Regions from separate parts of the Homo sapiens genome. Here region 2 is linked to region 1. Evidence: chromatin loops called from intact Hi-C (ENCODE). Cell type or tissue: PC-3. All regions are shown on one strand. Each heading gives the region's core, and the rest is flanking DNA. Links, peaks and the distances in the headings are about the cores only. Region 1 overlaps GNG12 (G protein subunit gamma 12). Region 2 holds the start of LOC124904197 (a long non-coding RNA gene).

Evidence for each region. Peaks named below come from ENCODE experiments on the same cell type or tissue, not always from the same donor. Only the 100,000 strongest peaks of a DNase experiment are listed, where the experiment ranks them.
Region 2: a loop joins it to region 1, with 2.1 times the contacts of the local background. A loop is called at or near these places in 3 of 110 quality-filtered maps.

The regions. Positions count from the first base shown.
Region 1 is chr1:67,759,740-67,775,244 of GRCh38, forward strand. The region is part of intron 2 of GNG12 (G protein subunit gamma 12); the gene reads right to left. It overlaps LOC105378781 (a long non-coding RNA gene), which reads left to right. Exons shown (of 4, transcript XR_007066163.1): 2 at 14,428-14,489. It also overlaps the pseudogene RNU7-80P. Among named protein-coding and RNA genes, the nearest start is that of GNG12-AS1, 65 kb to the right of the region's middle. In PC-3, for the core only: CTCF peaks have their summits at 6,562 (motif pointing right) and 6,761; a DNase peak (open chromatin) is centred at 6,712; H3K4me3 peaks cover 928 bases; H3K27ac peaks cover 1,007 bases.
Region 2 is chr1:67,617,441-67,632,945 of GRCh38, forward strand. LOC124904197 (a long non-coding RNA gene) reads left to right here and starts at 1,646. Exons shown (of 2, transcript XR_007066160.1): 1 at 1,646-2,225; 2 at 9,199-9,431. RefSeq lists a silencer at 487-701. In PC-3, for the core only: no CTCF peak of the experiment used is centred there; a DNase peak (open chromatin) is centred at 9,231; H3K27ac peaks cover 1,923 bases.

The DNA.
Region 1 (15,505 bases), core at 5,157-7,656:
GTAACAAAGAAAACCCTTACTTGAGCAATTTCAGTGAAGGCCATTTTTCAACAATGCTCACTCACTTCCCTCCACTCTGGGTCCCAGTCATGTATAAAACACTCTGCTTTGTGTTGACTAAGCTCCACAGTGACATTCCAAGGAGTTCTGGTGTCCCTCCAAATATTCTAGGCTGCCCTTTTAACCTGATACTGATACCCTGTCCACTCTACTGTTTAAGGGGCTATTTAAAAATTTGGCTTTGTAAAGCAGGGAGCAAGGCAGAAAGCCTTCAAAGCTTTAGCAGTTGGCGTGGCAAGGAACAGAAAAGCAGCATTTTACAGTATCAAATACCAGAAGTAGCCCTCATAACCACTAACTTTGTAGTGCTCTTCCTTCACTGTGGCGAAGTGCTGAGCATGTTACATGCATTACATTACTGAAACCAAGGCCCTGTGACGTTCCAGTGAGTCCAAGGTGCTAGCTGGTGTGAGTACAGCTGTGGGCTCTAATCTATGCTTTGCTTCAAAGTCCACGCATGCAAATCCTGGGCAACTCCCTGAGTTTCCAAGGCAACTCAGCCAACTCATCCAGAGGTAACTAGCTTCCAATAACTGTATAAGCTCACTCCCATCATTTGGTAGGTTGGTAGGTCAATCAGTTCAATTTATTTTTATTTTTATTTATTTTTTGCTTTCTCTGATATTTGACCAACCACGACACCTAGTGGCCAGTGGAGCACAAACATGGGTTGCCCGAAAAGGCTGATGGACGGGTGATGTGTGTCTTTAGCTTTAAGACACACGTTGCTCATGACCAGGAAAAACCTGATGGATCGTGTTCAAGGCAAAGAAACCAAGGCACAGAGAAATGAAGCGACTTGCCTAAAGTCAAAGCTAATGTAGAACTGTGTGGAAATACTGAACCTTAGTGTTAGAACTCGTATTCTGATTCAGACTTGGCCTAAATTTGATCCTCAGCAAGATACTTTCTTCAGTTATTCAACAAACATTGACTGGGCACCTCCTGAGTAAGGCACTGTGCCAGATGCCGGGGACATGACAGTAAGCAAGGAGGACACGTCTCGATCCTTGCAGTCAAATAGGAGGGGAAGATAAACAGAGAATCCACAATAACAATACCAGCTAATATGTATTAAGGACTCTGCTTCAAGAGTTTCATGTACACCAACTCGCTTCATCCTTGACTTGAAACAATCCTATAATGGGGGTGCGATTATTATTCTTGCTTTGAAAATGTGCAGGAGAACATTTAAGTTGTGGGTAACAAACAGGGCTCCTATGCCTTTCTAGGTCTAAGTTTCTGAAATAAAGTTGTGCTAGATACTGGAAGATTTCTAAGACCTCTTTCCAGATCAGTTTCCCTTCACTTCTAGGATTCTGGGGTAAAGCTGGGATTAGACCTTGGTCGGTTTTCCTGACCAAGAGTCTAGTGTTCCCTCTCTATACACTGTGCTGGTCAATATTTATGAATAACAGCTGGAAGTTATTGAATGCTTACTCTGTGCCACGCCCTGAATTTCTCAGTTCAGGCAATCTTCTTCACAACCTATGAGACAGCTTTAAGATACAAATAATAACTGAGTGAAAAATCATGCTCTAAAATAGTTTAAAAGATTTCCAAGATAAACAGAGAGGCTTCCAACCTCACTCAGCTGTAGCATCCTGAATCTCTGTTCTGTCTGATTTTGTTGAATGGTGGATTTAAACCTTATGTATTGGTGTCCTCAGGCTCTCATGAAGGGAATGGATAATGGGTCCAGGCAAATGGTTCAATGATGAGTTACTGTCTAGGGAAACAGGGGGCATCTTGTTCAATAACAACATTGCTTTGGGGTAATTCTGGGTCCCTAGAAGTATCTACAAAGCCTGCAAGGTCAAGTGCAGGTCGACTTGGCTCTTTGGTTTTATGATTCCAAATAAATAAAACACATTTCCAACAGTTCAGCAGGGTATATCCGAGATCGGCAAACTCTCCAACGAGGTATTCCCGTTAACCCTTAGTCCCTTACCCTCCCTGAGGGTATGTGCACACCATCCGCTTTCTGTCGGGTGAGGGAGGGTGCAGGGAGAGAGGCAGGGGCAATCAGGAAAACTCTCTCAGTGATCCTGCAAATGGGAAATGGGGACATTGAGTTTAATCACGGCTCCACTCCAGGACCAAAGAAAGCAACTCCTGCCACCTGCAGTCAGACCACTCTCTCCCACACCCAGGAAAGCAGACCCAGTGGGACCTAGAGCTTCCCAGGTCTTGTAAGACTCTGGCCTCTTTGTTCAGGGCCTCCAGAATGATACTCCAGTGGGTCTTGGTGAGAACATACATTAGATATGCTGCAATGTTTAGCCTAGAATGCTCTGCTAGCTTTTCCAAATGGCAAGCTCTCACTGAACTTTCTAGGGCTACAGATCAATACCTTCTTTTGCCTGACCACCACCACCGCCCCCAACCCAAGGCTGTCCACAGTAGGAACTGCCACATTTGCCCAGTACCTAACACAAGATTGTAATCACTGACTTGTTTATCTGCCTACCCCATGGACTTGAAACATCTCTAAAAGATGAAGTGGGGTGGCTTAACCATCCTTACGTACTCAGTACCTAGCTAGCACAGCCTCTGGATTGAGGAGGTGCTGATTCCCAAAGAGCTGGAAAGGAAGGCAAGGAACTGTAAGGCTAGAAGAGGCTTAAGAGGTCATCTCATTTATAATCCTGCCCAATACAGGATTTCCCTCAAAATACAAGAAATTATTTTGAGGGAAAATAATACAAAAAGTAAAGAAAAACAAGAGAAAAGTTTAAAAGAGTATGTATTTATGTACATATATACCTTCTACATGCATACATACATATATGGCATCCTTCTACTGGAATGGGGTATGTGGTGGTAAAGACGCAGAGTAAGATTCACTCAGATTTTTGAGCATTAGCGTTTATCTCTTTTTAAAGTTTTTTTCCCTAATTTTTTTCCCCTAATTTTTCACAAAATACATGCAATTTAGTGAAAAATTTGTAAAATATAATTAAAGTGAACAGAAGGTAAAAGTTAACATGCTGTTATATTTCCTTCTAATATTTTCTTGGGAGTTTTTGTTCTTCCTTTTTTAAAAAATCAAAGGAAACCTTGATCAGATTGAGTTTTTAAGGTAGTCTAAATTATACTCTGCTGCACAACTTTATATTTTGCTCCGTTCTAGCAAAAGCATTTCCCTATGTGATTATAAAGTCTTTATAAGCATCATGTTTTAACTTTTATTTTGATATAAGTTCAGACTTAGAGAATAGTCGCAAAGCACCCAGATTTGGGTTCCTCAAATGTAAACATTTTACTATATTTAACACCCTACCCTCCCAGGAGAGAGAGAGAGAGAGAGAGAGAGAGAGAATCAATATGAAGTTTTACTCCTAAATATTTCAGTGTATACTTCCTATGAATAAGAATAAGGAATTCTCATATATAACCACACCAATTAGTCAAATCAGGAAATTAACTCTGATATTTTACTATTATCTGATCTACAACCTTATTCAGATTTTGGTGATTATCCCAATAATGTCCTTTACAGGAAAAGAAAATACAAAATTATACATTATGTTCAACTGTCATGTCTCTTTAGTCTTCTTGACTCTGGCATGCTTCCTGAGTATGTCTTGGTTTTTAATGTTATTAATATTTAAGAGTAAGTGCTGGTTATTTTGTGGAATGTCCCTCAATTTGGGTTTGCACATGTTTTTTCCTGATTCGATGCAGGTTATGCACGTTTGGTAGGGATACCACAGAAATAAATATCCATCACTTTTTTTTTTTTTGGTAAGAGACAGGGTCTCACTCTGTCACCCAAGTTAGAGTGCAGTGGTGCAATCACATAGCTCTACAGCCTCAAACTCCTGGGCTCAAACAACCCTCCTGCCTCAGCCTCCAGGGTAGCTGGGACTACAAATTCCATTTTACACAAGCATGTCCTTATTAGAGAATTTTAGGTTGTTTTTATAATTTTGCTATAATTCCAAATCCACCCCCCTCCCACCCTATGAATTACTGATTGGCTTTCCACCATTAATTTTTATATTAATAATTTATCCATTTAAAAGAATATGTTAAGATTGTTACTATATTAACAACTTTTGTCTAAGAAGCTCTGTCAATTTGCAGTCTAACAAAGGATGGAGTGTGAACTCCATGTCAGGCTAACAAGCCTTGAGCACTGACATGCTAGTATTGCACTGCTGTTTTAGTGGCTTTCACCTTAAATTGTGGTTATAAACGGCATTGCTCCTGTCATGCCTCTGAATATATTCCTTTGTTTGTTTGCTTTCTCATTCGTTCACTCCTTCACATTCACTCAGTAAATACTGAGTGTATATTCTGGGCCAGTAGTTTAGGTGTGAGATCAAGGTCTCAAGTAAAGAAATAAACAAGAAAATATGGATTGTGGTAAGGGATATGAAATACACAGGCTGGTGCAACAATGAGTACCTGGAGGCAGTGCTCCAGGTAGACAGGGAATAGTCTGGTGCGTAGAGAAAGACAAATGAGCCAGTGAGCTGCAGCTGGGGGACCAGGAGAAAGAGGTGGGGCATCTCTTGGCATTTACCATAAAATTCTATCAAAATGTCTCCAAAACATTGCTCTTACTAAAAATACGAACCCTTATTCTGACCTATCCCAAGTACCCACTTCCAAAGCCTACCCTTCTCCTCTGTCTGTCCTAGTCAGCAGAGTCTAAACTTCAGCGTATTATAATTTGTGAATAATAATGAAAGCCTGAAAATGCTCTGAAATTAGAGGGAACTTAGATACCATCCTGATGTTGCTCAGCATTGCAATTACCTGACTTTGAGGGACCATTAATGAATGAGACTGTCTCAACACTAGATTAATGGCCACTTTCAACAGTGGAAAGGGAACAGATGTCCAAGAAGACAGAAAGGTACTAACAGCTGTGTGTATATGCGTGTGTGTATATGTGTGTGTGTTCTCCTTCAATAACCGGGGTGGTGGCTATGGCCACAAGCAAGGAAGATGGGTGTTCATGCAAAAACAATCAATCTGCTTGTGCTTTGGAGTTACTCTGGTCTAGCAGAAACTGCAGCTCCCCAGGGCTCACTATCACCTCTGGACTTTGTCAGAGTGAGTCAAGTAGCAAGAACACAGAGGAATCGTCCAGGAACTAGACCTGGGAAAAATATATCCGTCTTTCTCCAAACAAAGCCTGTTTGGTATTTCAGGCAATTAGTTTCCAAACACTTGGGTCAAAAAGCAACAGATTATATTGTCAAAAAATTATTTCCTTGCATGAGATGAAAAATTAGACAAAATATATAAGAATACATAAAAATTAAAGTAGACAAAATATATAAGAATATTATCAATAGTCATTAGATGCCCCTGTCAAGCACTGAAAAAATAACTTATAATAATCTATAAAATGTATGCACACTCTTTTCTTTTCACATCCTTCTAAGGGAAACAGCCCCCAGTAGGCGATTAAGCTGATGCACGAGTAACGATCTCTTAACAATGCCATGCCATCAAATACTGAAGTACAGTTCAGTGTTTCTAAGAGCAGAGAAAGAAAAAAAACATTAAAATTATTACTAATATAAACACTATGATTGTATATTGCACTTGAGGGATGAAGATCTAGAACAATGAAGATGATAAACATATTTACCTACAGACAAAAGATGGTAGATAAGATTTTTATTATAAAGGCTTTGTTTATAAAGGGAACACATTAGAAGCTAAGTAATTGGGTCAGATTTGGTAATTAAAAGCAGCTGAATAATCAACAAACGCTTAACAAAGGTGTTAGAACAAGATCATATTTTAACAGAAGATGAAATACATAGAAAGGTTTGTATATTTCAACCCTTATTCTTCTGCCTGTTTTGCATTTTTCTTTTAAAAATACACAAAAAGTATAGGAAGCAGTAGTGAAATAACTACTACCTAGTCAACCTGTGACTGAATCTGGCAGTTGTTAGTAGCAGGTGTAAATGAAACGATGCGAATAAACTAGCAGGACTAAATCAAAAAGATTTCAATGTGGGTGACATAGCTAAAGTCTATAATTTAGGATCTCTAATACATATCCAGTTTGTGGTTGAAAATTCCTGCTTTCTAGTGGGCTTTACGTCTGCCACAACCCCAAGGAGTGAAAGGAAACTCAAGACTAACAATGATTTGTTGTAACTAGACGTAGTGGTGAAAATCTGGCCAAAAAAAAGTCCACTATAAATGTAACAGCTGTGAGCCTTAAGCCTGGTGGCATTTAAACCATTTTATTCTTTATAGCTATAAGAGTATTCAACCCTAAGTTTACAATAATATCTCAAGGCAAAAACTCAAACAAAACAAGGCACACACGCACACACACACACACACACACACACACACACACACACACACACCCCTAAACAATGCCCTCATAGACAAGCCCCTTTCAAAGTCCCACCTAATTACAGGCTGACAATCTTTCCAAATTATCAATCAGAACAATAAAAATGCCCTTGAGGGCTCATTTTAAACAATTCTCTGGTCCTCCTCTAGGGGGCGAAGTTGGCTCGCATTTCACCGAAAGGGGAAATTATTTTCAAACCCTGATTTTCGCACAGTGCTAGAAAGATATTCACATACAAAGGGGTCTTTCCGCGCTCCTGCTTCTTCTCAATACATTTCACTTCGGCTGATGAGCAAAGCAGCCCAGCCCTTCGGCACAGTAAGAGGGAGGGAATGTGATTACGGCGGAGCATAAGCAGGGCTTAATCAGCACAACCCTGAAGGCCGGCCAGCTCATTCTCCTCAAACTTGAGATCACAGCTATGGTTTTGCCAAAGATGATACACTTTCAAGAATATATGTTGGTGTTTTTTTTTTTTTTTTCCAGGAGAATTTTCCACTGGGGAAATTCTGAAGCCAGGTGAAGCCTCACACGGGGCTCCCTCCCACCCGGTCTCCTCTGTAGGGCCTCCCTCTGAGAAACCACAAAGCAAGCTGCTGGAGGTCTGAGTGCCTGCCCTCCCTTCCTGCACAAACGGGGCCCTTTCTACCCTGAGGATGGCATCTGGTGGTCAGGAAGATGCCTGGACAGCAGTTCCTCGCTGGGCCTCGCTTCCCCCTCACGGAAAGGGTTAGGTGTCCTCTTAGGGAATGCAGGTCTAGCTACAGAAGGGGCATACACAGGCAATGCCTATTCCCAAGGGAGAATCAAATGTGAGTTTTAGCACCCTAGCAACCATACAAGGCAGAAGGCTCAGAGTGTGTGTGTCCCTGACCCATGGATAGATCGTTTTTGTGGGTTCTAAGCCTTATACAATTTTGGGGGTCCTCTTTAGAAAAATCATACAAAATTAGGAATATCACATTAGCTACAGGGCATTGGAATGGGATGTTGCCAGTGAAAGATCCTGAACCTTAGGGCTCTTTAACTGCTGGGCCATGCAGTTATCTTGTCCAGCCTGCCACCACTGGACTCTCCCCTGCAGTAAAACCCCATGTCACGTGTGCTGGCTCTGGGTCTCTTCTTGGCCTCTTGAACATGGTGCCATCTCTAATGAGACTGACAGGGGTTCAGCACGACAGGGCCTGAGCTCCTCCCGCTTAGGACTGTCCATTGCCTGGAGACAGATACCGAGGTGGAGCTATTGAAAGAAACACTTGCGCTGCCCTGTGAAAGGGAACAAACTCCTCTGCCACGGGTCAGCTCTCCACACCTACCTGACCAAGTCTCAGTAACCAGTTTGGGTCATCTCACTAGTTCAGACTCTGCCTCCTCCTCCTTTTCCACCCATGGGAAGGTTATGCAACCCTCCTTCCAGACCTCCTTGGGCTGCACAAAGGTGCCAACTATACTAGTCTTTACTGAAAGACAGCAAAATAAAGTGACCTCAATTGAGAGCATTTATCTAAACATAGTTTGTTTGCATATTTTCAGTCCTTGTAAAAATAATACACAATTTTCTCCTTATCTGATGGCAATATCACTTACCTAAATCTTAACAATAAAATGAGGCAAGGCCTAAAAAAATAGAAAGTTAAGTTTAGTTGATGTAGCTTGTTTTCACATGTGCTACAGTTTGGAATTTATAAGCAAACCAGATATAAATTTTCTTCTTTTTGAACAAAACAGTAAGAACAACTTCTTACATATAGAAATGTCTTCATAAAATCCATTTATCACAAAAAACAGTGTTCTGCAAATTTGATTTAAAAGCTTTTTTTGGAGATGGGCTCTTGCTACGTTGCGGAGGCTGGACTCGAATTCTTAGGCTCAAGGGAATCCTTGGCTTCAGCCTACCAATGAGCTGGGACTATAGGCACATGCCACTGTGCTTGGTCTTCTGCAAATTCTTATTTGTAAAACGGAATGTGCTGGGAAAATAACAGCCACCATTATTTGCATCCTGTGAACCACACATAGTCTAAACATTTCATATAGACTATTTCACTTAATCACCTCAATAACCCTATGCAGTATTATCCCTATTTTATTGATGCAGAAATTGAGGCTTTAAGAGGTAAGCGACTTGTCCAAGGTTACAAAGGTATTTTGTATAGATTTGAGGCTGGGCAGGTTGAGCCTTATTGTTAGTCCCTGTGCCATGCTGCCTCAGCAGCCAAAAATCACTTTTGATACTATAAAGAACTAGTGAGTTTCACAAGATAGTTATTTTTTAAAAGCAGATCATTGCACATATTTAGATTTTTTCCCAAATTCCTATTTGATTAAAAAAAAACAGGCTGAGGAATGGGGCTAGTTTTTTCCAAGGCTTTAAAGGTTTTTAGAAATCATCATAATAGTTAAATGCAAACAATGTAATAGCTACCATTTATTGAACATGTATTATGTGATGGGCCACTGGCTAAGTTCACTATGTGCAGTGTTTCCTTTAATATAGCTATCTTGTGAGGCAAATGATATGATGCCCATTTAACAGATGAGGAAACTGAGACTCAGAAAGGTTAACCGTAACCATGTTCAAAGTGTCTCAATAGATAAGGAAAGTTTGAACTCTAGTCTATCTGCCCACACTAAGCCACTTCCCTACTATAAAATGTATACATATAAAAAGTATGCTTTAGCTAAGAGCCTGTTAGTTATTTCAAATATATATCTAGATCTTTGAATGGCCAGTGCAAATCACCATATGCTTTTAGGCCAAGAGAATATAGATGAACAGTCCCAGGGGAGTTGAGTTCTGCTATCTGAGCTTCTGTCTCTAATATCACCTCATATGATGGGTCTGGGGGAGGAAAGGAGGGAGCTGTATCTTGCCATCTTTGTAAGCAGCCAGTAAAAATGAGGACATAAATCAGGTCCACATCTGGATATATAATGTTCAGTCTTGCCAAGAGACTAGTACATGATGGAACTACCCAAAATGCATTTAATACATTCTTAGGCCACTGCACCCAGAGAGACTCCAACTTTAGCTGACCCAAGCATCTTCCCAGCATGTGTCACTTGCTCATTTGAGACGCTGGCTTCACCATGGGTTGGGGGGTCTATACTCAGCGAGTGACCTAATTGTTACAGGACCCAACATCACAGTGGTCCAACCACACATGAAAAAGGAGGGCACGTTGGCAGGGAGGCTGAGTTCACAGTGCTGGCGCCAGAGAAGGCAGAGAAATATGCTGACTCCAAATGTCACATGAGCATGAAAGAAAACCTACATAAGTGAGGGTGGGTCTTTGGAGGGAGGTAGGATACATTCTGCAAGGCTTGAATTTGCAGAGTTCATAAACTCTGCATGGAGCCCTGATCAAAATGCTTCCATGAAGCACAGCAAATACGTTCTCAGATCAAGAGAAACTATGTTAGGGTCATGAGCATGAGAAATGGCATGAGCACAGTTTCCAAATACTAGCTTTCTGCTGGAGTTATACAGGTGCACGTTGGTATGCAGGTAGAGGAAACCCACCCAGATACACAGGTCAAAAGTTTCCCTGTGGGCTTAGATAACAGGGTGTCTAAGCTTCGCTTTGGAATCTCTGAGGCCCAGGAAAGAATTCCAATTTTCCCAAACATTTCCCATTTTTCCAATGTCCAATTCTCCCAGACAAGGCACGCACACACACACTCACACTCACACTCACTCTCACTCTCTCTCTCTCCTGAGATCCCATTAGAGAGAAAGAACGTCACAGGAAGCTAGGTTTGGCTCAGAGGGAGCAGCATCTTTCCAACAACTCCAACTTAGCTGAAAATCTGAATGGGATGATATGGGAGGGAAGGAGGGGAGATGGAGGTAGGAAGCTCCTCACCAGATGAAGGACCACTTTTAGAGTGTTAAAAGAAGGGAAGTGTCTCACACTGGGTCTGAGGTTAAGATGCGAAAGTGAAGGTTTCCACCACCTCAAGATGTAACAGATGGGAAATTCCAAAGCAAGGGATCTGATCATTATGCAGAAATTTCTAAGAAGATGGCTCTAAGACCCAGAAGGAGGACACAAACAGGTCAGGACGGTGGAAAGCAATGGAGGATTCTGTGAGTAAGATTCTTTGGTAATGCTCTGATTCCTACGGTTTCCAAGGTGGGTGGAATGGAGAGGGCTCAGCCTTTCTTCTCCAGCCCAGAGAAAAGGGTTTCAAAAGCTGTATGTGGTGAGTTTGATATGCATCTCCCTCAGGAACCAAAATGTGAGAGGGAGCTGACGCTGGCTAAACCAGCAGGGTGGATGCCACATCAGAAAGTGAGTACTGTCCCCTTGCCCCATGGTGGAGGGGAGGGTGAAAGGAATATGAACCCTGGACACCCAGAGTGGCAGCCTGGGTGTCTTTGCAACAGGTTCTCCCCGAGAGGGCTTTGGCATGAGAGTGAGAGGACCCCAAAGAGAGTCCGACTGGAAACCAGAAGATGCTGAGGGATGGCAACAGCAGCAGGAGGAGAGAACCACCCAAATCCCGGGGGGCCCAGAGCAAGGCCCCTCAGAGGAGTCCTGGAGAAGGCCATGGAGGCAGCCAGGAGAGAAAAAAGTCCCCTTTCCCTGTCTGCCAGGCTCAGATAACTTAGCATCAGATGTGACAGTCACAGTCAGGTAACGACTTGCTGCACACTCCCCCTGACCCCACAACCTGGAGAGACCTGAGCAGTGGGCAGCTGGAGGCCACTGGAGGGGGAAGTGGCCCTTGGTGGCTGGATGGAGGGAAGTCCTCCCTTGGAATGAATACTGACTGTTTATAGACCAAAAAGGGCATTTCAAATTTCCAAAATGAACCTGTGTGCATGTGTGTGTGCGTGCTGAGAGAGAGTGAGTGAGAGACAGAGATACAGAGAGAGAGAGAGAGAGGCAGGCTGACTTCAAGTGGCCTTAGAACTTCTCATTACCAGAAAAGTAACCAGAAAAGTCATGGGCCTGATCAAGTTATTATCAGGAAATAGGGTACAACATACCTCCCTGAATAAACTTTAAATGAACAGTGGGAGACAAGAATGAAGCTGAGTCTTAACTATGACTGGTGAGTCACATTGTACAATATATTAGTTACATACAGTTAACCTTTGCTAAGTCCTGACTAAGTGCCAGGCACTGGGCCATGGACTTCACAGACACTACCTCATTCAGTCCCTCTAACAACTCCTTGAGGCGGATATTTGACAGATAAGAAAACTGTGGCTCAGAGAAGTTAGGCAACTTGCCCAGGGTCACGCAGGTAAGTAAGTAAAGTAGTAGGAACCTGTATTCAACCTCAAGCCTGACATCTATCTGTGAGCTCTTGTATTGTCCCGGATGAGTGGTTTTCAGCAAAACTTTTGCGACTGAAGCAGGAAAGGGACTTGGGTCCTATCCATCCTTCCTCCTCGCGAGTCCCTGAGCTAGAAAACCAAAAAGCAGAGTTTGAAAGCCACTGACGAGCATGATCTTATGGGTCCTGTACAACACTCTGATTTTATGATGCTATCATCTGTGGGCGGGAAGGTGGAGAGAGGTGGACCCACCACAGCAGACACAGGCGACAGGAAAAACTCAGAATTTGTATCCAGTGTTCCAGGAGAGGCAGCTGGAAGGAGCTGGTTCCAGCAGGTGGATCTGAGGTTCACAGAATTATAATCATGTGTATAAATATAGAGTTCAGAGAATGCATGTAAAGCACTTAGCACAGAGCCTGGCATTAGGTAAATGGCAACTATGATTGTGGAAAGTTTACATATGTGCCTAAAAACCTCAACATATAATTTAATGCAACATGCTCAGCCACTGATGTCACTGTGTCTGTTCCATAAGGAGCTATGCTTATCATGGACACTACACTTTACTAATTGAGCCAAGACAAGAAAGGAATGTGTAAGATTAAGCTAGCCAAGTCTAAAACAATTAGAGTAAGTCTGAAGCAACGGTTTTTAAGCAAGAGGGGCCCAGGGAAGGGGGTAGGCATGGAGTCCTGTGACATAATGATGGAAAACATAATCCTTTCTCCAACAAAAAAAGTGCATATGTACAATTTTGCAAATAATGACAGAAGTTCACAGATCTGTTGAAGTCTATTCATAGTCTCCAGATTAAGAACTACTCCTGTAGATCCTGGGGATTCAACATGAGGTCCTCAGGCCAAGAGCTGCCCACCAGATCCCAAAGTGGTGCTACCCATCCTTGTCCTCTCCACATGTTCCTTATTGGTAGTCTGGATCATGACACCAAACCTGAAGTAGGTAGTCAATGTAACTGTGCAGAATCTAATTTCCAACCTTTCAAGTTTAATAGACTCCAAATGAAGAATGTCTAAACTAGTGGATTCTGGTACCTAGAAAATTTATCTGCTTGGCATTCTCATTCTTTCCTTCCCTCCTTCTGGTACCAACACCTCTCCTTTTTATTATTTTTTCATTTTTAAAATTTATTACATAATGTGGGGAGTCTTCCAGTGAAAAGAGGAAACCTGCTAGACAAATTCTAAAAGAGCTGTAACACTACCCCTCCTTTTTCCATGGGGAACCCGTTCTGTGTAATTCTGGTGGGATTTACCCTCTCTCATGGGACACATGAACAGGCCTTAGCCAAAGTGATGCTGCTTATTGTCTACTGCATATTTCTGGCCATGCTGATTCAGGCAGGCAATCCAATCTGGGCTGGTCAAGGTCCCTCCTTGGTACTCACTACTGCTAGAAGTATGGCAAAAGAGGCACCCATAGCTGTGAGAATGACAGAAACCCAGTACTGATAGCTACCTCTGCCACCATGGTGAGGGAGAGCATGTCTGAGAATGAAGCTGAGAGAGCTAAGCAAAGTCAAGACAGAGTGAAAGATAATGGCCTGATGATATCTTTGGAACTCCTGAATACAGCTGTGCCTGAAGCCCTTACTAGCATGGCCATCCTAATCATATAAGTCAAGAGACTAGTTTAAATTATATTTCTGTTGCTTGCAACCAAAATACTCCTAATAAACTTGATCCAAAGCAAAACAAAGTCCCAAAGGAAATTCTCCTTCACGGGTAGTTCTTGTGGAATTCTGGGCTCCTCTCTGACAACGATCCTGAATGAATTAAAACTTTTTCTTCCTACGACATTGTTGCAAAAAAGTCTAGGCTTAACATTATTCCCTATCATTCTCGGCACCAATGGTTCATCTTACCAGTGCTGCCAGTCAGCAAATATCTCATTCTCCCCACCCTTGATCCTGCACTCCTGCTCACCTTCCCTATACTATTGGATATTTCCTCTTGTAATAAATATTAAGGTTACTCATTAGAAGAGGAGGGACCCAGAAATGGACAATGGTGGCCTAGTTTATAGTTCGCTACCATCAAATACTTGGAGTCAAGTCTCATGAGCCTCTCAAACTGCCCCCAAAAGGCACTGAATGTTCCAGTATAAGAAATGAACCTAGAACCATGGGGCTCAAAAGAGAAGGAGAGAGACATGGAGCAAGGGAAGAGGATCATGCAGGGTCAATGTAAATTCTGTGTATCAAAAACCACAACACAGACTGAGTCATAGTGTAGAATGACTTGAGAGTTGAGAGAAATAACATTCACAGAGCACTATCAGGAAGTTATTTTTCTTTTAGAACAGGGATGGTAAGTAGATTTCAACTCGCGTGCCCAATCTGGTCCACAACTAAAATGCCAAGGCTCAGCATCAAGACGGTCATGACAATCTGAAGTCCATTACAAGGTGGGGAGGGGAGGAGGGTTGTGAATATATTTATTTGTTATTTCAGCTGAAACAATTACATTTCATCCTTGGACTAAGCAAGACCAACAGAGAAATGCACACCTGAACCTAGAAGGGTTTCTCTTGGACTGCACTCAGCTGTCACATCATTCACCTGCACCGAGGCAGTCGTCATTGTTTTACCTACAGAGATGTTGTCGGCCACTCTGTGTGGCATTATCTTTATGAGTACTCTGAAGACATTTCTCTGAGTCTTGAATCATGATCAACCCTGCTTCTTCTAAGTAACTGGTGTGCTTTTATCTTCCAGCCACCGTAAGTCATCAACGGAGCATGTTTTCCTTCTGGTACTGATTGCTCAGAAGCTCAGAGGTAAGTCTGTGGGAACTGCCAGCAAATGAATAGCCTCTCTCCCATGAACTGGGGACTTATTTTATCTCTGACTTCACCCCACTTTTCCTTCCCCACAGATTTCCTCCCTTACTTATTTTTCTTAATTGCATTATTTTACACCTATGTTTAAAGGCCATCTCAAAAATCTTTGAAGACAGCTACATACATCAGATCAACAGTAATTAACATAAGAGGAAACAAACCAGATGGTGAGTGGAGGAAAGTTTTACAAATGCTGCCATGCAGTGGCAGCCACAGGGTGATGGCCTTGAACCAGGAATAGCCCTGGGCCAACCCATCAAGTCAGCAAATATCTCATTCTCCCCACCCTGGATCCTGTGTTCCTGCTCACCTTCCCTACGCTCCATTCTCCATGGGCAGCCATTCCCCCTGGGCCATTTCTGAGCATCCACACCTACTCTCTCTTTAGTACTACTGGTTGCTCTCCCTCCCTCAACTCTTCCCACCAAATCAAAATGCCTTCCTCCTCTCTCTAGAACCTTGGGCTTGACTGTATGTTGTCAACAGTTGATAATAGCATAGTGTCTTTTCTCTTTCAAGGACAGGTACATTTTAACCAGGCATTTTGAAGAGGAAAAAAAAGCCCATAGAAGTAATTCACTAATGGTGGAATATACTACAAAAGTAGTACAAAAGCAATTGAAAAGGAGATTTTTTCTTGTAAATCTCAAGTAATTCTATGTAAGGTAGCACAGTACGTGGCACACAGTGCTCAATACACAGTAGCTACTCATTATTACTATTGTTGCTGTTATTGTTAATCCCACCACTACCATTTGATCACTCACTGTCTATTCCTTTTACCTCTACCACGCAGGCTACTGCCCTTTTCGGAACACTGGCCGACTGGAGATCCACAATCAATTAATCCATTTTAATCATATTTATGATTTATAATGTATTTTTACACACATTAGCCTTTTTTGATCTTCCTAGCAATTGTCTAGTTAAACATTCTTCTCATTTTATAGATG
Region 2 (15,505 bases), core at 7,907-10,406, 140 kb before region 1:
AGGGGTTTTGAGCAGACTCCTAGAAACAAAATATCACCTGCTGTGTTGGGTTTTGCTGGAGGCTGCATACTCCCCTTCCAAATGGAATTGGGCATCCCTCTCATATGATGAAGTTATTTCTTCCTCTGTCCCCCATACATGAGTGTCTTGTGCTGCTATTATCCCCTGCAGGAATGATACTAAAATATTATCAACCAAAAAGGCAAATGCATTGGCCAATCAGAATGGACATAGTGCTTGCTGGAGAAGCATCCTGGGGTCTCTCTTCTACGCCAGTTATTATCCATTTAGTAGGGAGATCTGGGGGCTCCAGAGCAGGAACTAGGTGACAAGGTATTTCTTAGGGGCTCAGGGGCTCCTAGGGGGCTCAGATTTGTACAAGTTGAATAATTTTGTGGTTTTGTTTTTTGTTTTTTGTTTTGAGATAGGGTCTCACTTTGTTGCCCAGGCTGGAGTGCAGTGGTGTGAACATGGTTCACTGCAGCCTTGACCTCGTGGGCTCAAGCAATCCTCCTGCCTTGACCTCTTGAGTAGCTGGGACTATAGGTACGCACCACTCTGTGTAATTTTTGATTTTTTGATATTTTTTTGTAGAGACAGGGTTTTGCCAATACCTGGGTTCAAGCGATCCGCCCACCTCTGCCTCCCGAAGTGCTGGGATTACAGGCGATTAATGTTTTAATGTCTGTCTTCCCCACCAGACCGTAAGCAGCTTGAGGGTATGAGCTCTATTTTAGTAGTCTCTAGTGTCTCTACTACCTAACACAACGTCAACCCCTAATAGGCACTTAGAAAATATTTACTGTGCAAAATCGAAATATGCCTGTTTAAACATTTGGTATTTATTGGGGACTCTGCCTTAAGCTAGATACTGCCCTAGACGATTTAGGGGACGTAAACAGAATTAAGAGTCGGCATTTATCTTTGATGAGTTTTCAGTCTAGTTAGCAGACTCTAGTAGAAACTGTCTTGTTCATCTTGGTTGCCCGGCGCCTGACTCAGTGCTTGGCACAAAGCAAGCACTCAGTAAACATTTGTTGTAAATTCACGTGTCTGGGCTAGAAGGGTTGCTTCAGACTGGTCATTCTTTGTCTACCCCTCCAAATCTGCCAGCCCAGCAAACTCAGCTCCACAGAATTACTCCCAGTGATCCGACAAACTATTACAGTTAGCCAGGAACAAAAGCCACTAGGAAAATAATGCATCACTTTTCATCTGGATGTTTCCAAAGGAACTGAAGTATTAAAGTCACAGTTATCCCAATCAGATCATCTTTTCAAAGGAATTACAGGGTTGTGAGCCAACAGCAACCACATACACCTTTGCAGTAATCAGAACCAGCGTTCTCGATGCTGAAAGCAAAATCAAGTAAACAAGGTTGTGTTGTGGACTTCCTTGACCCAGACTTTCAGGAAGGAGCTGACACACTGCCCAGACTTGCGCTCACCCACATCGCTCAGAAGCCAAACAAACTCGAGAAGCTCGTGTTTTCCCAGCTGTATGATGCACTCACTTCACCAAGTGACTGGCCAGAAAACAAGAAAAAGAAAAAAGAAAAATCCCTCGTTCAGACCAGTCAGGGGAATAATTGCTTCAGCTGGCCTTTACTTTTTATTTTCATGAAGTATCAAGAAATCTAAAAATGGAGGAAGTTAGATCTATGACTTTTAGTCACTGAAAAGGAAAGAAAATATTATTTTTTCTTTTAGAGAGCTGATCGTGTTATTACTCTGCCTTAAAACTGCAGTGGCTTTCTATCTTATAATCTTCAAACCCCTTGGTATCCCTTCCAGGTCTTTCATAACTTGTTTAAAACAATCTTTCTAGCCACATCTGCCTCCTTTCCTCCCACTGAAAGCTGTTCTTGAGCTTTGCCAGGCTCCCATGGTCTTAAATACTGCATGTGCTTTCTTGCATACACGCTTTTTTGTTCATGCTATTCCTTTTGCTTGGAATACCCTTCCTTGCCTTGATCACTAGGAGAACTGCAACTCATCCTTCAAGACCAGTTCAAATGGCACTGTTACTCAACCCAACAGCAGATTTAGCTTCTCCTTCATCTGTCTCCCCTTAGGACTACTTTGTGTGTATCTCTTACTGCACTTGTTCTTTATATCATTCATCCACTCATTCAATAACACTCATTGTCTTTGCACTTTGTACCAGATACTATGTGAGGTGCTGAGGATCCAGGTGTAAAAGTTCCTATCTAGTGGGGCATGCAGGTAAGCAAATTGATTGTTATGAGACAGAATTGTGTTTTTGGTAAAGATAAGCACAGGTTGCTTTGGAAAATCAGAGGAGGGTCACATACCCCAGTCTGATTGGAGGGAGAGAATCCAAAGGGCTTCTTGGAGGAGATGACACCTGAACAGTCTAGAGAACAAGGGGTTTTTGTGTCCATCGTCTCATTCTTGGCAGAGCACTCCTGGAGAAAAGAGTTAATCATAGCTCATATCAAATCAAGTCATTTATTCTATACATGTTCATTGAGCTCTTTGCTAGGAGACAAACACTCCCAGGAGCAGCTTGGGAACTAGGCAGAAGCAGTCAGGAGTGAGAGAAGCGGATAAGAAAAATATGAGAGGAAATCAACGACGAGTCTCAGGTTTCTAGTTTAGGCGAATGGGTGATAGTGGATTAAGGCTGCCATGTGCAGTTGTGCAGGTTGTGGACTCACAGATGCAGAAGGAGGGGCAAGTTTAATGAAGAAGAGCCTTACACTTGATCCCACAGTACCACCACTTAATATATGATGTTGGAATGGACCACAATTGAGATAATTGTTTTGTTTTATTAAAAACAAGCCTTGGCCAGGCGCAGTGGCTCACGCCTGTAATCCCAGAACTTTGGGAGGCCGAGGCAGGTGGATCATTTGAGGTCAGGAGTTTGAGACCAGCTTGGGCAACATGGTGAGACTCCGTCACTACTAAAATACAAAAATTAGCCAGACGTGGTGGTGCTCACCTGTAATCCCAGCTACTTGGGAGGCTGAGGTTGGAGAATTGCTTGAACCTGGGAGGCAGAGGTTGCAGTGAGCTGGGATCATGCCATTGCAATCCAGCCTGGGCGTCAGAGCAAGACTCTGTCTCAAAAAAAAAAAAAAAAAAGAAAGAAAAAAGAAAAAAAGCAAGCAATCTGTTCTTTCTTGAGTGAACTAAAAAATCCACTTTCCTGCTATATTCACTTGGCTCCTTAATTTTCACACTTGAAAAATCTCTACTGTGAATCATTCATGTCTTCTCCACATCCCTCTGCCTTTAGACCATTTTGACACCTCTACCAGAGATTTTAGGATTTCCTGCTTAAATGAAGCTTGAAAACTAGGTATAAAACTGAATACTCAGTTATTAATATTGTTAATAATGGGGTTATTGATATAATAGTATTAAAAACATCCATTATTATTAAGTTCATAACCAAGAATTGTCTTTAGTTTTTAGAATTATTTCAAGCTACAATTTGATCATCTTATAATAGGGGTAAGACCTTTTTTTTTTTTTTGAGATGGGGTCTTGCTCTGTCTCCAAGGCTGGAGTGCAGTGGCATGATCTCTGCTCACTGCAATGTCTGCCTCCCAGACTGCCTCAAGCAATTCTCCTGCCTCAGCCTCCAGCGTAGCTGAGATTACAGGCATGTACCAGCACACCCAGCTAATTTTTATATTTTTAGTAGAGACGGGGTTTCACCGTGTTGGCCAGGCTGGTCTCAAAATCCTGACCTCAAGTGATCTGCCTGCCTGGGCCTCCCCAAGTGCTGAGATTACAGGCATAAGCAACTGGGTCCAGCCCAGTAATGCCATTTTAACCTCAAATTTTATTTTCCTTTTATTCTATTTCTTCTTTTATATAGTGGAAGAAATCTCAGCAGGAATTTTGATCACCAAAGATCCTTTACTAAAGCTAATCCCTTCAAAAGAACTGAAATACATCCTAATGTACCCTAAATAATTTCCTCCTCAAAGTTTGGCTCTTTCTAAAACATCCCTTGGGTTGCCATTTGACTTCCTGTTACATTTAGACAGAAACATAAATCTTGTAATAAATATATTGCTTTAAGATGTATCCAGGCCTCTCAAAATCAGCTCTTTATTATTCTTGATTGCTATTCTTTGCCTTTTCCATCTCTTTCTAGAACTGCAGGGCCCCAACATATGTATCTTAAAAATAGAAAATACGGTCTACAAAAGACAGCTGGGGTGGGAAGTGTAGCGATCATCCCTTTGCCATTGCCTATTTTTTCTCTTCAGCCTCACTGGCAACATATTTAATTTGCTTTTTGTTATGAGCCTTATCCTCTTTTTTTTCTGTATTTTGTTCTTCAAATGTACTTCTCTTTGAAGCTATTTATTATGGACTGTATTTTCTTTTTTTAAAAAATTTTCAACTTTTATTTTAGATCAGGGGTACATGTGCAGGTTTGTTACATGGATATATTACATGATTCTGAGATTTGGGGTGTGATTGATCCCATCACCCAGGTAGTGAGCATAGTACCCAATAGGTAGTTTTTCAACCCTTGACCTTCTCTCTCTCTTCCCCCATAGTAGTTCCCAGTGTCTATTGTTGCCGTCTTTCTGTCCACGAATACCCAGTGTTTAGCTCCCACTTATAAGTGAGAACATGGAGTATTTGGTTTTCTATCCCTGCATTCATTTGCTTAGGATAATGGCCTCTAGCAGCATCTATGTTGCTGCAAAGAATATGATTTCATTGTTTTTTATAGCTGCGTGTATTATCTTCTTATTCACACAGTTAGGTGAAATCTGATTAATAGATTAATAACTTTGAATTCTAAACATCTACTTGTGATTAAGTGAGAGAGGTTTGTCTTTGCATGGTCTGTGTGTAAAGGTTTTCCAGGTACATGTGTAATAAGCAAGGCAGTGTTATAACTAGTCTTTTAAAGAAGAACAAATGATTATTGGTAGAAGCACTATTTCCACAATATCATTCTTGATTACTTGACATTTTTATCTGTTCATGAAAAGAGATCCTGTAAAGCACTTATCTCCAAATCTTTGCCCGTATACCCTTCCATAAAATTTGAAAATGGTATACTTTCATCCATCTTTTAACTTAAATATCTAAAAATTTTATGATACATTGAGATGGTTGCAAAGGAGGTAATTTCTGAACATATTATAAATAGTACCATTTAAAAATAAAGCTCTTATATTACTCTCTTGGCCAGGCGCGGTGGCTCATGCCTGTAATCCTAGCACTTTGGGAGACCAAAGAGGGTGGATCATTTGAGGTCAGGAGTTCAAGACCAGCTTGGCAAATATGGCAAAACCACTAAGAATACAAAAATTAATCAGGCACAGTGGTCTGTGCCTGTAATCCCAGCTACTTGGGAGGCTGAAGCAGGAGAATTGCTTGAACCCAGGAGGCGAAGGTTGCAGTGAACTGAGATCGCACCACTGCACTCCAGCCTGGGTGACAAAGTGAGACTCTGTCTCAAAAAAATTAAAAAAATAAATAAAAATAAAGCTCTTAAACGTTTCTCAAAGAATTCTAAATACCACAGCAATTTGACACCAACTATAGTGATTTGAGATCCATCATCTAGTTAAAATTATATAAACAAGCTCTTTAATATACATTTTCATCATTTTTCTCCATTTCACTTCTACACAGAAGTTCATTCTAAAATAATAATGCTTGAAAACCTTTTATTTATCATTCTACTATACTTTTCTACCTCTACAACAAAACAAAAAAATACATATGTAAATTAAATGCTGCAAGTGTTTTAAATTTTTTCTGAATTTAGTTATGATTAGCACAGAATTAACCAAAACAACAGAGGAATATTATAAATTTTATGCATAATTATTAAACTTAAAAAGTAAGTTTTTATTAGAATCACATTTATTGGTAAGCTGAGTGGCACTTTTTCTCAACTGCTTCTTGCATCCCATGAGTGAATTATTTATTGCTAGAATGAGACAGGGTGTAGTATCCATTCTATTTCTATTTGTTATTTTTACAGATAGAAACATTGAGAAGCTGTGTTCACATAAGTAAGTAGGTAGGAATGGAATTCATAGCATTGACACTCAAGTTTAAACTATTTCATAGATATAAGACGAAGATAACATAGCCATTTACCATAAAGATATTTTAAACGATCTATCAGCTGACAATTCAGTTACGTCCTTCCATTCTGTTGAAAGCAAAGAATTGAACACCACATGACTTGCACATAGATTTATTTCCCAGTCATTAGAAATTAGGAGTGCTAATGCTAGATGATGAGTTAATGGGTGCAGCGCACCAGCATGGCACATATATACATATGAAACTAACCTGCACATTGTGCACATGTACCCTAAAACTTAAAGTATAATAATAATAATAAACTAAACAAACAAAAAAAAGAAATTAGGAGTGCAGTGGCACCAACACAGCTCACTGCAACCTCTGCCTTCCAGGCCCAAGCCATCCTCACACCTCAGCCTCTCAAGTAGCTGGGACTACAGGTGCGCACCACCATGCCCAGTTAATTTTTATATTTTTTTGTGGAGATGGGGTTTCGCCATGTTCCCAGGCTGGTCTTGAACTCCTAGACTCAAGGGATCTGCCTACCTCAGCCTCCCAAAGTGCTGGGATTACAGACATGAGCCACCGTAGCCAGCCTGGGGTTGTTCCTTTGTAGCACAGAGATTTCTCCACCTTGGAGCAGTGCCCCAGGGTAAGTCTGGCCAGCAGTGAGATGTGATTTTCTTCTGTGAGGTGGGAGAATGGACCTAATGAGGGAACAGGAGGGAGAGGAGGACCATAAGGAGGAGTCATCACACATATTTACTTTTGGAAAGTATACTTATCATAGTTGAGGATCTGTAATTGATTCTTTAAAATCCTTTGGAAAGCCCTCAAATAGTATACCAATTCGAAAACTGCTGTTATAAAGATTTCTGCCAAGTATCATCATTTGTTAACTTGACAATAGAGCTTTTTTTTTTTCTCAGAAGACCTATTAATATCTGTAAGAGCCAACATTCTTGGAATACTCCCTGGGAAATGCTACTTTAAAGGTTTGATTAATAAATCTTAATTGGCTCCCCAATTAGATAATAAAATCTACACCTGTGAGCCAGAGGTTGTTGAAGTTGTAGGAGAACATATATAATGATGATGATGACCATATTGATAGCTATTATTGATTATGTTAGTTTCAAATAGCAGAGACCTAACAAACACAGGTGAATACCAGCAATGAGGTACTTGTCTCACACAACAATAAACTCCTGGCCAGGTGGCCCTGGAGTAAAACAGAAGCTCAACAATGTCATCAAGCACCCTAGCTCTTTCTCTCCTGCCACTTCATCAGCCTTAGCCTGTGAACCTTGTGCTTGTTGCCTCATGACATCAAGATGGCTGTTCTACCTCCAGCCTCGCAGTTAAGTTCCAGGCAAGAAGAGAGAGGGGGGCAGACAGAGAGAGGAGCAAGGACTTGCTGCTCAGAAGCTTTGCCTTTTTATTTGGAAAAGTCAAGGACAGGTATTTATGTCTCATTGGTCATAGCTGGGTTTTGTGGCCAACCCCAGCTGCAGGGAAGCTGGGAGTTTGGGTATTTCCTCTTTGACCCTTGCTAGTAGAGAAAAGCAAAGAAGACGGTGTTTGAGAATAGATGTTGAATGAACCAGTTTACAGGATCTGTCACATCCTTCTATTCTGAGCTAGACATTTTACACATATTATGTTTATTATAACAATCCTATGTGATAGGCTTATTATCCCCATTTTTCAGACAAGGAAATGAAAATTCACTGAGGTAAAGTAACCTCACAAGGTACCATAACTGATTTGTGTGAAAAAACTGGGATTGGAACAGTTCTTCTGATACTAAAGTCTGTGCTTTCCATCTCTGACCACCGCATGGGCCATTTTGCTCTACATCCTGATACATTCCATGTCCTTCATAGTGCCAGACCTAGAAAGTTCTGTTGGAGTGCAGAGACTCCCAAAGCCTGTGCCAAGTGCAGAGGAGTGGGGTGGGAATGAGAGAATAGGAAAGGCTTCCTTTGCCCCTCTTCCCCTCTCCCACGTACCTTAATCTTGACAAAAGCGGGTCACGGGAGGGAAGGGCAGGGAAGGAAGCAGCAGCTCTCCACTGGGAACAGGCCACCGGGGCTCCTTTTCTGACTCTGACTCTGGATTTTTAAGTCACCTGGACTCTGCAGGCCTCAGTCTGTCCACCTTGCTCTTCAGAGTGCATTTCCGTGATTTAAGACAGTGGAGAGACTGCAGAATTGTGGTCTAGTGAGAAGTGAGTGTGATCACTCCTGAGGCAGCGTCCCCATGCTCTGGAAGCTGTACCTGAGAATCCACCTGGCACAAGACACCTTTCCTGCCCCTCCCCTCCCCTCAAGCCCACCATGGGCTCAGAGATAATTTCATTTCAGGGGCTCTGGGCTGTTGTGACCTAACAAGTCATGACTGATGAAGCAAGGGAGCTCCAGAAACTCCACGTGAGGGCACAGACCTCCAAAACTTTCCGGAATTCAACTGCTTCTCACCAGTGTTAGTCTGGTCCAAGCCAGCATTGTCTTCCACTTAGATGACTGTAATGGCCTTCTATTGGTTCTCCCTGCAGCCACTTTGCCCTACAGCCTATTTGCCACAGAGCATCCAGGGTGATCACATGAATGCCTCAGACAGGCCGTGATGTCCTCTGCCTCAATCCAACAGCAGCATCCCTTTTCTTTCAAAGTAAAAGCCAAAGTTTTGACAAAGGGCTTCTAAGGCCATACACAATCTGCATGCTGTTCCTCACCTTCCCTGCCCCTCCCCCCGTACCTTTCCAACCTCACTTTCTACCTCTTTCACTCTCTAAGACATCTTCCTGCCTCAGGGCCTTTGCACAGATTATTCTTTCTGTTGAGATCATTCTTCTCTCAGAGATTCAACTGGCTCTCTCATCTCCTTGAAGGCTTTTCTCAAAATGCCACCTTCTCATTGAGGCCACAGCAACTATCCTGATTTAAAAATTCCACCCTCCACTTCTTCCCCCAACACAGCCAATCCTCCTTACCCTCCTCTGCTTTTTCCATGGCACTCATCCCTTTCTAATATGGTATGTAACTGATTTATTTATTTAGCCTATAGACTGCTTCCTGCCATGTGGCAGAAACAATAACACTCACCAAATATTCCATGTGCTTCCTCACATTTGCTAGTTTTTTTGTTGTAGGCGAGGCCATGTGATTAGTCCTGAGAGAAAGCATTGTGAGTCATTTCCAAGCTGCAGTACCTACAAGCCCATGGGAAGTTCTTCGGTTTCTCTTTCCTCTGCCATCACAACTAAGGAACCTCAGATGAAACCTCTTGGGCCCCTGAGTCACTGCATGGAAGACAATTGCCTTGTAGAATCACAATGGATTTTGTGTAAAAGAGAAATAAATAAAGCATTGTTTTGTTAAGCCACTGATACTCTGCACTTATTAATACAGCATAACTTAGACTTCCCTGACAAATATACCCCATTAGAATATAGGGTCCATGAGACCAGGATTGTTGTCTGTTTTGTTCTCTGATATATTTTGAGCACATGGATCAGTGCCTGGCACATAATAATCCCTCAGTAGATTTGTTGAATAAATGAATAGACTTCTGGACACAGGCCAGCATCCCTGACCCAGTCCAGTTTCTAGCTTCCTCTGGTTTGTAACAAATTCCCAGGACCTATGCTTGAAAGCTCCTTATAAGTAGGGAATAAATCGCAGTCATCTTGTATTGTCCCCAGTTTCATAAGGCCTTGTACATTGTTACTATTCAGTAAATATGGACTGTCTGACTGAATGACTGATAGAAATAACTGAGTACTAGCCCAACTCTCTCCTGCGGTCCTCAGGTTGAAAGCTCTCAGCAGGAGAAGGAGGATGGCCAGTTCTAGTTCACGTACTACTACAGTTTCAGCACAGAATATTGCTTCACCAAGAAAACTAAGGCTGTTTTGCCTGATCCCCTTCAGTGCCTCACTCTCTGACCTAAAATCTGCCCTCTCTCTGTCCCTGTGCTCATGCCTTCACTGCCCTCATCCTGTTCAAGGGCAGTCCTTGTGACTAAGCAGGGTGCACTATTCTTTTCAGATTTCTACCTCCCATTCATACCTCAGGCCAATATTTTCTGACCTCTAACACCACAGTTGTACTGAGCTTCCTCTCGGTGATGGCACCCAAGACCTCCTGATTGCCAAACGCAGTGGGATTTTTTTTATGGTGTGATGCACTGGAGACCTTCAGCTAATCTCCTTGTCACCTGCTACTACTTTGGCTCCCATGGCACCATCCTTTCCAGGTTCTGCTTACATCTCCTTGGCCATTCCTGTGCCTCCGTGGGCTTTTTTTCCTCTGCTCAGTCCTTCAGGGTCCTCCAGGATTCCTCCTCAGCTCACTGCTCTGGGCACTTGACACACTTTCCTCATGGTTTCAACAACCTCCTGGATACTGATGATTGCCAAATCTTTGTCTCCAGCCCCAGTCTCTCTCCAGAACTTTAGATGATTTACATATGTGCCACCTGGACAGACCCACCTGGAGGTCCCATGACTTGGGTGTCTCTTATGCACCCTCTCATATCCTCTTGGCCTCATTTCTGAGTCCATTAGTGGCTCTGGCAAGCGGTTCTACCCTGGCTATGACTCAATTTACACAGACAGTAACTTTTTTCAACAATTGGCTTAGACCACGCTTCGTGCCTTGGGGCTTCTCTGATGCCCCTGGATGCCTAGTCATTCTGGTTGCCTGTGGAAATGCCTAACACTTGGGCGTGTGCAACCCAGATTGGGGGTGGGGGTTGGGATAACACTTCATGTGGAATCAGGATTACTGAAGTACAAGAATCAGTGGATAACCGCTTCTCCCTCTTATCTCTCTCAGGTGGACAGTCCTGAAATGCAGCGTAAATGCTTCTTGGAGGCCCCAGGGGTCCAGCATCACTGTCCTGTGGCAGTGACCAATATGATACACATCCATTACTGGCTTTCCATTTTTCCATTTTCCTTTATCCCACCCTCCCTGATCCCTCTCTCCTGTTCTTGGGATCACTTCCCAGATAAATGACCCATGCAAAAACCTTTGTCCCAGGCCTTCCTTTGAGGGAATCAAGGATAAAATATCCTTTAGGCCCCTCTATCTCAATATGTCTAAAGCAGGACTCTTCATCTTGCCCTCAATCCAACTCTTCTTCTTCTACTCTTACCCCAATCAGTCATCAAAGCTAAAAACTGGAGACTCACCTTTTCCCTCTTTTTCATCTTGATTTCAAGTCAATCCTGAATCTGCCCCTCTACTCCTTTCCTCAGACCACCTCACCTAAGCTGCGGCCTCCTCTCAGTTCTCTCTGCCTCTCCTCCAATCCTCTCAAATCCATCCTACACCCAACCGCCAGCGTGAAATATCTCAAGCGCAAATTTTTGCCACGGTGTCCTTTACTTAAGCCCCATCAAAGGTTCTGCTGGTAGGATAAAACCCAAGCACCTTGTTATGACATGGGGCCTCCTGGAACCTGCCCTTTGCCCACCTCTTCAGCATCATGGCTGAACTGCTTATGCTTTCCAGCACCGTTCCCATTGTGCACTCAACAGAGAGGAAGAAAATGCTCATTTTGAAGAGAACTTTTATGTTGTCTGCTGTGGAGCATCCCAACAGCATAGCTTCTATGAAGACAGTGTTGGAAGAGCTATTCTCTAGACTTTTGCATCTACAGGGTCTTTCTGGACTCATAGCTTCACAATACACAGATCACAGGACAGTCAGGATGAGGGCTGGAAAAACTACTGGAGGTAGAGTCAGCACACCTGTGTTCCAGGCCTGCTGTGACACTTGCTAGCTGTGGGACCCTGGGTAAATTTCCTGGTTTCTGTATTCACAAAGTGGGAAAATGCCATCTAATTGCCACAGGGTGTGTGATGAGCACATAAAAGTAATAATGATATTGATGATGATCATGATGGCTAACATTTATTGAGCACTTACCAGCAAGGCAATGGCAATAAAGAAGGTACCCGGTAAGCAGTTCATGGCTCTGCTGCTAACTTAGTAATGTTTTCTCAGTAAGTCATTTCCTGTGTCTTGACTTCAGTCTCACCCTGCAAGCAGTGGAGTTGAACTAGTTCAGGGCTTTTGACTGGGAGGTCACTAATATCCTTGATAAGATAAAGTTCTCAGTTTATGAGCTAGCACACTGAGCTATTGCCTGTCCTAAAGTGGGCTGAGCATCCATCAGTTTTTAGCTCTGACATGCTCATTGGGATGCACACAGTGTGTTGAAGGTAACCTCACCAGCCTCCTTCCCCTGTGTATTGGGGAGAAAAGAAATGACTGTGTCCTGAGCAAGAAAGTTAGAGATGCTGAATCTCTTGCACTTTTTTTTTTTTTTTGCCCAGCACACAGTAACAATGAGGGTAATTCTGCCAAAAAACAACTTTTCTTGGCATGCATTGTGCTGTTCACATCCATGGAATTTATTGTCATATCACTGCCAAGTTGGACAAATTATTATCAGAGCCAAGTCAAATCCAAGGACAGCTTAAGGCCTGCCATCTCTTTGCATGATGTCCAAGCTTCTCTTGTGGCCTCCTCACCCCCTGTGGCTTCTGCACACCTTCCTGAGGGCCTGGTAACAAGGAAGACGGATGCTGGTACTCTGATCCTTCACCACTCAGCTCTAAAATGATGCCTTTGCTATAACTGGAGGGTTTTGTTTCATTTGTTCATTTGTTTCCTCCCATCCTTCAATACGTTATTATTTCCCTGTTTGAAGTGAAAATGTGATGGAGTAAATATATTGACTCTTTTCTCTGTTCTGTTACTACCAAAGTCACACTCCCCATTTTTGACTCATTTCTTTTCATATTTGATTATTTTCTGACTAGTTTCTGATCATATTTACATGATTTTCAATAATCTGCTGCTTCCTACATAATTGAGTGGACAGAATAAAAATCCCAAAGTGGGTGTGAATTGGAAGACAGTTATCCAGCCATGGTGAGGGGAGTGAAAATGCATCCATGCCAAAGAAGACACAAACTGGGCAGAGTGATTGTCCCCTTATTTCTCCGAAAGCCAGGGGTTTGTAGAAGAGCATTCCTGGGTGTGTTTCCTGATGGGGAGAGCTAAGGGCAGAGAATCTAGGATAACACTTGGCCTTCATCCATTCCATGACACGTCACACCTTTGGCATCTATTTGGCTGTTGGTAGGAAGGGGGAAAGGTGAGATGAAGAAAGAGGAGATTTGCCACCTCTGACTTCCCCTCATGACTCCCAGGTCATATTAGCACTAACACTAGTTATATTTTAAAGTGTCTTATTTGTTTATGTCACAAATAATGATTGAGAGCACACTATGTATATGCCAGGCTCTGTACTAGACACTGGAGACACAATGCAAAGCAGCCATACTCCCTGCTCTTTGAGGTATTCACAATGTGGTACATGCAATAAGACAATCAGATGTGGAAAGTGTCCAGTGAGTTCTGTAGAATATGGCCCACTTAGATCTCTTATTTACAGTATTGTGGCTGGTATAATTTAATTATTTGAGTAATTATTTGTTAGTGTTGGTCTTCCATTTTTGACTAAAAATCCCATAAGGACAAGGATTCCATTACCACTGTAAGTCCTAGCATAATGCCTAGCCTATGAGGAAGAGCTCAATAAACATTTATGAAGAAGGAAAGGAGAGGAGAGGAGGGAAGAATGGAGGGAGGGAAGGAGAAGGTGGGATGAGATAGAAAGAAAAGAAAGAGAAATCAGTTGTAGTGGTTCACTCCTGTAATCCCAGTGACTTCGGAGGCTGAGGCAGGAAGATTGCTTGAGCCTCATTGCTTGAGGAGTTTGAGGTTGCAATGAGCCGTGATTGCATCACTGCACTCCAGTTTGAGTGACAGAGTGAGACCCTGTGGAGAAAGAAAGAAAGGCAGGAAGAAAGTAAGAAATAAGGGAAAGAAAGAATGAGAAAGAGGAAGAAAGAGAGAAAGAGAGAGAGAAAAGAAGAAAGAAAGAAAAGAAAGAAAGAGAAAGAAAGAAAGAAAGAAAGAAAGAAAAGAAAGAAAGAAAGAAAGAAAGAAAGAAAGAAAGAAAGAAAGAAAGAAAGAAAGAAAGAAAAGAAAGAAAGAAAGAAAGGAGGGGAGAGAAAGAAAGAAAATGAGAGATAGGAAAGGAGAGGGAAGAAGATGGAAGGGAAGGAGAGGAAAGGAGAAAGGTAGATTAGTGTCCTGGAAGAAGGGTGAAAGGACACTGTGAATAAACTCTGGGCGTGTAGAGGGAAGCTGGGTACTGAGAAGGCAAGGAAATGGATCTAAGTGAGAGGAGGTCAAGGCGGCAGGCACTAGGTGTATAGGAAGTGGATGTTTCATCTGGGAAAATTCCATGGCAGAATAAAGGCAGGTGGCTGTGCAGAGCCTGGGAACTTGTCATAAAGTGCACTCTCTGTCTGGCTGGGAGGGGTCCTGACTGCGGAGAGCCACACCTCTGGCTGCACCTGGGAATCCCTGACCTAGGGCTGATGCTGTGCCAGGTGGGGCAGAGAACTCTGGACTCTGGACTCAAACAGACCTGATTTGCCTCTAGCCTGTGCTGTTAATAACCTAAAGTTTCTCTGAAGAGCTGTTGAGGTGATGAGCTGTGCTGGAAGAACCTGGCCAATGCCTTCTGGTGGAGGCAGGCCTGGGCTCTCTTCATAAAGAAGCATTTTGTTTTAGCTAATTGATCCCTATGGACCATTGTTCTAGTTTACTATTTCTCGTCCTTAGCTATATTCACACTATAATTACACCTTTCTCACCGTTTCTTAGAAGCCTTCTATTTCAAATAGAACTGTGGTCTTACCTATAAAAACCACATTTCCCAAATACAGATTGTGATCGATAGTCACAAGGGCACTTACAGGGAAAACTCTGGAAAAATGAACAGCACTGCCAAAGGGTGTAATATGTGCACAGCCTCATGCTGAGTGCTTGCATTGCAATATTCCATCCAGTCTTTGTAGCAGCCCTGAGGGGCAGGTGCTATTGTTATCCCCAGTTGACAGGGAAGGAAATGAGGCCCAAGCAGGCTCCAGTCACCTCTCCGCAGTCTCTCAACCACATGTGGTGGAAACAGGACCCACAAGCAGGGCTGACTCTCTTGGTCAGGCCTAGACACTCCAGCCCCAAGCCAGGCCAAGGCGATGCAGGCCCCAGTGGCAATGAGCTGCGGTTTTAGAAGAAAAGTCGACAAACGATTTCTACCCTAATCGTTACATCTATTTTTAAAGCTTCTTTCTTTTATTTTGATAAGTGGTTGTCATTTTTCATAGACTATAAGTATGTAAAGTTTTATTTAATTAATTTCGAAAGTGAACTTTTAAAAAAGAAGTGTTCTGTAATGGTTTAGCGGACATATGGATACAGGGATAGTGAAGATGAATACAGGTGATGATCTGGGGAAACTCAGGCCGCCCTCAGGGCTGATTTTGATCTTTGCTATTGGACTCTGTGACACTGTCAGTCTGCCAA